Linked DNA regions of Homo sapiens: region 1 is linked to region 2. A link is a contact called in ENCODE Hi-C or POLR2A ChIA-PET data. All regions are on one chromosome and are shown on one strand. The core of a region is the stretch at or near the end of the contact, and the rest is flanking DNA. Distances in the headings are between cores, read along the strand shown. Region 1 overlaps PIP5K1A (phosphatidylinositol-4-phosphate 5-kinase type 1 alpha). Region 2 holds the start of SEMA6C (semaphorin 6C).

Region 1 (2,700 bases), core at 34-2,533, 91 kb before region 2:
ATCACTTGAAACTGCGAGACGGAGGTTGCAGCGAGCCGAGATCACGCCACTGCACTCCAGCCTGGGTGACAGAGTGAGACCCTGTCTCAAAAAAAAAAAAAAGAAAAAAGAAAAAAGAAAAAATTGCAAGAAACTGAGGCCAATCAGAAGTGATGGAGGCAGAAGTGTACGGTAAGAGAGCCTCTAGTATTACTACTTACTCCGTCATGTACCAGGGCTTTCCAAGAGTGCTCCAACTTCTTAACAAACCTGCAAGAAAAATGTACATCACCTACTCACGTCATTTTTAAATAAATGACCTTAATAACTTTATATTTTAGGGGGTTAAAGGGGTAATAGAAAATCTTGAAAAGACAGAAGCTGAGAAAGCACATCTACTGGTACACTGGTTTTCCCAAGAACAGGCATGGCAGTGCTGGTTCATCACAGAGACCAATGTTGTTTCTAGGTAAGTCAATTATTCCCCCCATGGGAAAAGGGCAATTTATGTCCCTGACAAATCAGGAACATGAATATTTATTATAAAAGGAGAGCTGAAGGAACAGATGGGCAAGACTGGAAAGGGTAGTTAAAACTGGATGATAATACTGAACCAACAAATCAAGTACCGTCCAGTCCTCATTAGTATTTAAAACCTTACAGGAACAAAACTGGGGTCTAACAATTCCAGCTCCTCCCTGATGATCACTCCATTGCCTCTTAGTTCCACAGTCTAATACATTTTACAGAACACAGTGACCCTCCTGTTTTTCCTCCTTGGAAAAGGGTAACGTTTCCAGTTGTATCCCCATGTGGAACATGACTCATCTCATAGGTTTTTGCAAAGAGCCAGACAGATGGCATATTCTACCCTGGTGCTTCCAAGGACTGACTCAGCTTTCCACAGAAGGTATACATTATGTCTGGGGAGATGGGGGAGGAAGGGTTATAAAGGCCGGGGAAAGAGGCAAAATCAAGGAAATAAACCATCTGAAAACTAATGAAGTAAGTAGCCAGACTGCAACTCACTGTTCTTGCTTCCGGAAGAACTTGGTAACAAACCTATCTAAAAGAGAAACGTGACTGGTTATCTGTATCCACCCTCTCTTAATTTGGGATCCATATGCTCCTCACCTGTAAGACTGTAGAATGTCAATGATGCCAATATAAAGCAGAAGCCTTTCCCCTTTACTATTCCGGGCAGGGATGCCACCCATACTGGAAAAGGCAAAAAGGAAAGGGTGAGAAAATCTGTTGGCTAGTTTAGTCAGATCAGGATGGGGAAGTGAAACCTACACATAACTGCCTCATCCTCCATAAACCAGAAGGTCAGATAATAAGTGATCAAGAAAACAAAAAGAGAAAAAAATACATTAAAAAAACAGGAGAAAATGAGATCCTTCCTCTAACCCCAGGAACTCTCTACAGTATGTATTATAATCTAGTTTTCTCCAAATCTTCTTGCCTACCTCTTCCACTCTGATTCCACCAAAGAGAATCTAAAATTGCCACTACTCAGCAATTTTGGGAATGCTCTCCTAATTAACTCAACTTCTTCAGTACTTTTGCTATCTTAATTTATGCCCACTAAGACACTCTTCTTGAGAGTCATATTACAGGATACCTTAAAAAAATGAAACAATCTAAGATATTTGTGACACTTCAGTAATTACACTTACTAGGCATGATGAAGAAGGATGCCTTCCACAAAGAAGTCTATAACAATTTTTTTTTTTTTGACACAGGGTCCCATTCTTTTTGCCCAAGCTGGAGTGCAGTGGCATGTACAGTGGCTCACTGCAGCCTTGACCTCCTGGGCTCAAGCAATTCTGCCTCATCAGCCTCCTGAGTAGCTGGGACCACAGGTGCTCACCATCACACTCAGGTAATTTTTGAGTTTTTGTAGTGATGAGGTCTCATCATGATGCTCAGGCTGATCTCAAACTCCTGGACTCAAGTGATCCGCCTGCCTCAGCCTTCCAAAGTGTTGGGATTACTGGCATGAGCCACTGTGCCCAGCCCTAATAAAGTTCTAATATAATTTGCAGACATGCATTTAAGACTATAATTTTTTAAGTCTTTAACTCTTGAACAGCTCTCCTTCCCACATATACTATAAACCCGAAATTAATCTTCTTTTCATTTTGTATTAAGAAAGCTCGTTCAAGCTCATTCTATACTTCTGTCAACAATAATGTTACTGATCCAACTGCTGAGTCAAGGCTACTCCTTTCCAGAAGCTGGGTCCCTTCCTAAAGAAAAAGTGCTGTGGCCGGGCACGGTGGCTCACGCCTGTAATCCCTGCACTACGGGAGGCCAAGGCGGGTGGATCACCTGAGGTCAGGAGTTCGTAGACTAGTTTGCCCAACATGATGAAACCCCTTCTCTACTAAAAATACAAAAAATTAGCTGGGTGTGGTGGCAGGTGCCTGTAGTCACAGCTACTCAGGAGGCTGAAGCAGGAGAATCGCTTGAACCCAGGAGGTGGAGGTAGTAGTAGGCTGAGATCGTGCCATTGCACATCAGCACATCAGCCTGGGCAACAAGAGTGAAACTAAAAAAAAAAAAAAAAAAAAAAGAAAAGAAAAGTGCTGTGGGCCTATGTTCTCCCCCCTAGTGGCCCTGAGCCCACTTACTGGTCATCAGTCTCCATGGTACCACCCCGTCGAGCCTCTCCCTGGATGGATTCCATGGCTGTGGAATACAGAGCCTTTTGGGGGG
Region 2 (2,700 bases), core at 75-2,574:
GCACATGTGTGTGTATGTTTAGGTCTCTTGTGTACTCGCTGTGGGGCTTAGCCTAGTTGTTGATACTCCCCTCCCTGATCACAGTCCAGTTAAGGCTGGCCTAAAGTGGCAAACCCCTTCCCCCTCCTTTCCTCTAGTCCAGAGTCCAAGATGTGGGTAGAAGTGTTCAGTCAGATAAAACTATCTGAGAATGCCAGTGTCTCCCAGGCCACCCACTTTCCTGGAGAATTTTGAGAATGTCTTTTGTCCCAGCCCCACATAGAGAAGAATCCTACCAGGCAATACCAAGGTACCAAGCAATCCTGTCTGTAGTAGTTTATTCTTCCTCCTCACTGACATTCCCAGGGGCTTTATGAAGGGTGGGGAGGGAGAAGGGGCAGTTTTGCTGTTTGGAGGGATGTCACGGTCCTCTGAGGAAAGGTGGGACGTATGTCTGTGGGGCAGGAAGGCTGTGTGGGTTACTTTATCAAGTCTTAGCGTTGCTACTCTTTGTGCCTTTCTCTGAGTCAGTTAGTCTTGATTTCCACATCTGTTTTGGCTTCAGCCTCTCTCACCTGCCCTCTTCCATTACCCAACAGCCTGACTGCTAGCTAGTTCTTGCCATAGTGGCCCAAACTCATGCTGCTTTGTAGAGGTGGGAGGGGAGGAGATCATGGAAACAAGGGAAACCTCCTGCTGACACCTTCCTTTCCTTTCCCAGGCCTCCAGCCCCCACGCGCATGCTAGGCCTCCTTATCCGGGTCAGGACGAACCAGAGGAGGCCTACGGGGAGAAATAAGGAGACAGAGGGACAACGCATAGAGAGGAGCAACAGAGAGTTGGGGGCAGAGTCAGGGAGATGCGGGATGCGCCCTCGGGAGCAAGGTCGCCCAAGCCGTATAGGAGGGGAAGGGAGGACGGATCGCGCAGGCTCTGACAGCCCAGCCCAGCCCCGCGAGGCTCCCAGGTTTCCTGTCTGTTTCTCCTCCCAGCTCCTCTTCCTCTCTTGGGAAATTTCTCCCCAGAGCCTCTCCTGTGCCAGCCTGTCTCTGCTTCTGTATGTATTTCTTCCTCTGCCCGGTGTCGGCGACTGTCCGTGGGTCTCTCCATCTCGCGTCTGTCTCTGGTCTCCAGTTCAGCCTCCCGGCCTGGCCCTCTGGGTGGACGGTGCTCCTGGCGCCCCTCCCCGGGCAGCACTATTGGCGGAGAGGTGACGAGAAGGCGGTGTCTAGCCGCCCTCCGAGGGCGGGATTAGTCGCGGCGACCCAAAGGCGGGCAGGAGGTGGGCCCGGCTGGGAGGCGGGCGGGGCCACTGGGGCCGAGCCCAGAGCCCCGGGCGGTCGCATTGTTTTCCTCCGCGGATCCGCGGCTGGACTTGGACCCAGGGCTCTCCCGACAGCGCCCTGGAACCCAAATTCAAGCACCATCCAATTCGGACGCTCATCGCATCTCGCCTGAGCACAACCACGGATTGCGAACTCAGCGCAGCGCGTGGCCGCTGGCCGCCCGCGGCGATCTCGATCCCGCTGACCCGAATCCTGGAGCAAGTACCCCGGGCAGGGAAGGGGCTGCGGGGAGGCGGGGAGGGAGCAGGAGGGCGCGGCCGGCGGGGGGCAAGCTTCTGAAGCGCTAGGGGACCAGGGAGGTGTCGGCGCCCGGTGTGCCTGGCTGACGGAGAGGGTCAACGAAATTGGGGTGCAGGGAGGAAGGAGGGACAGTGGCCGAGCCCCGTAACTGTACTGGTGAGAGCAGAGTCTGGGCACCTCGTTCAATTGGGCTTTCGTCGAGTCGCATCCCGCTGGACTGGGAAGCGCGAAAAGGGATTATTTGAGGCGCGCTCCGTAGAGAGCGTGGAAAACCTGGCCCCTTGCTTTCCCAGCAAGGAAACTAGGGCTCCGAGACCCACGGAGAACTAGACCCTCCTGACGCCCCTGAAGGGATGGGAAGAGGGACGCATCGTTCCGGACTTTGTGTCACGGGTGCTCCTCTGTCCTTGTGCAAGCCGGAATCTGAGCACCCTCTGAAGGGTTGGCTCGTGCAAAGAGGCGGCGAATGGGGCCCTCGAGCAACATCGGTCCCAGCGCCTATCTCCTTCCTTCAGCCCGCTCGGCCCGGGGCTTTGTTAGACTGAGGTCTCCCAAGGAGGACATCCGAGCTGGCAACTGCCTCCTGAGCCCACGGTCCCCACTGAGCGCCGGCCTCAGGCCCGCCCTCGTCGGTTCTCAGCCTCTGGCCCTGTTTCCCTGGCCTGGGAGACCCGCCTCCGCTCCCCAACCCCCGCTCCTATCCCCTCTTCGTCTGCGCCTGCAGGCCCCTCCAGCCCCTCCTCTCGCTAACGTGGCTCTGGGACCCGGTCCCGGCCCAGACTCTGCTACCGGCCCCTCCTCGGAGCCCCGGATCCGGTGAGGGGGAGACAGGTCGAGCCCCTGGCCCTAGGCCCACCTCTTTTCGAGGCTTTAGACACCTGGATTGTCCTGGTTGGGGGTTGGGTGGGAAGGAGGGTAGGTGCTGAGTGTGGGGCTAAGAGCTAAGAGTGGGGGAAATGGCTTGGAGAAAGGAAAGCTCCGGTTCCACAGGCTCCTTGGCGCGACCCTGCTCCCTCTGAGGAAGGTGGACTGGGGCGGGCGACCAGCCCAAAGGCTTCCTGCTATTGTCCCCAGCCCAGTCTCCCCTTCTCCATCCCTTCCACAGCTCTCCTAGACTCTGGCTGTGACCCCAGCC

What was found. Hi-C counts contacts between places; a loop is a spot of excess contacts on that map. ChIA-PET counts read pairs that join two places held with the same protein, here RNA polymerase II (POLR2A). Pooled maps may share reads with other maps.
Region 1: a loop to region 2 is called in a pooled map, with 1.9 times the contacts of the local background. The contact joins the enhancer-like site here to the promoter of SEMA6C in region 2. A Hi-C loop is called at or near these places in 1 of 50 pooled maps. POLR2A ChIA-PET finds 5 or more read pairs at or near these places in 3 of 52 experiments (A673, RWPE1 and activated CD4-positive, alpha-beta T cell).

Annotation. Positions count from the first base shown.
Region 1 is chr1:151,236,679-151,239,378 of GRCh38, reverse strand. It overlaps PIP5K1A (phosphatidylinositol-4-phosphate 5-kinase type 1 alpha), which reads right to left. Exons shown (of 16, transcript NM_001135638.2): 9 at 2,616-2,700; 10 at 1,114-1,197; 11 at 201-249. Among named protein-coding and RNA genes, the nearest start is that of PSMD4, 17 kb to the left of the region's middle. Within about 2 kb of position 1,283, at least 4 of the 41 ENCODE cell types and tissues checked have a DNase peak (open chromatin) inside an H3K27ac peak, as active enhancers do.
Region 2 is chr1:151,145,255-151,147,954 of GRCh38, reverse strand. SEMA6C (semaphorin 6C) reads left to right here and starts at 1,324. Exons shown (of 19, transcript NM_030913.6): 1 at 1,324-1,522. RefSeq lists silencers at 847-906, 1,117-1,576.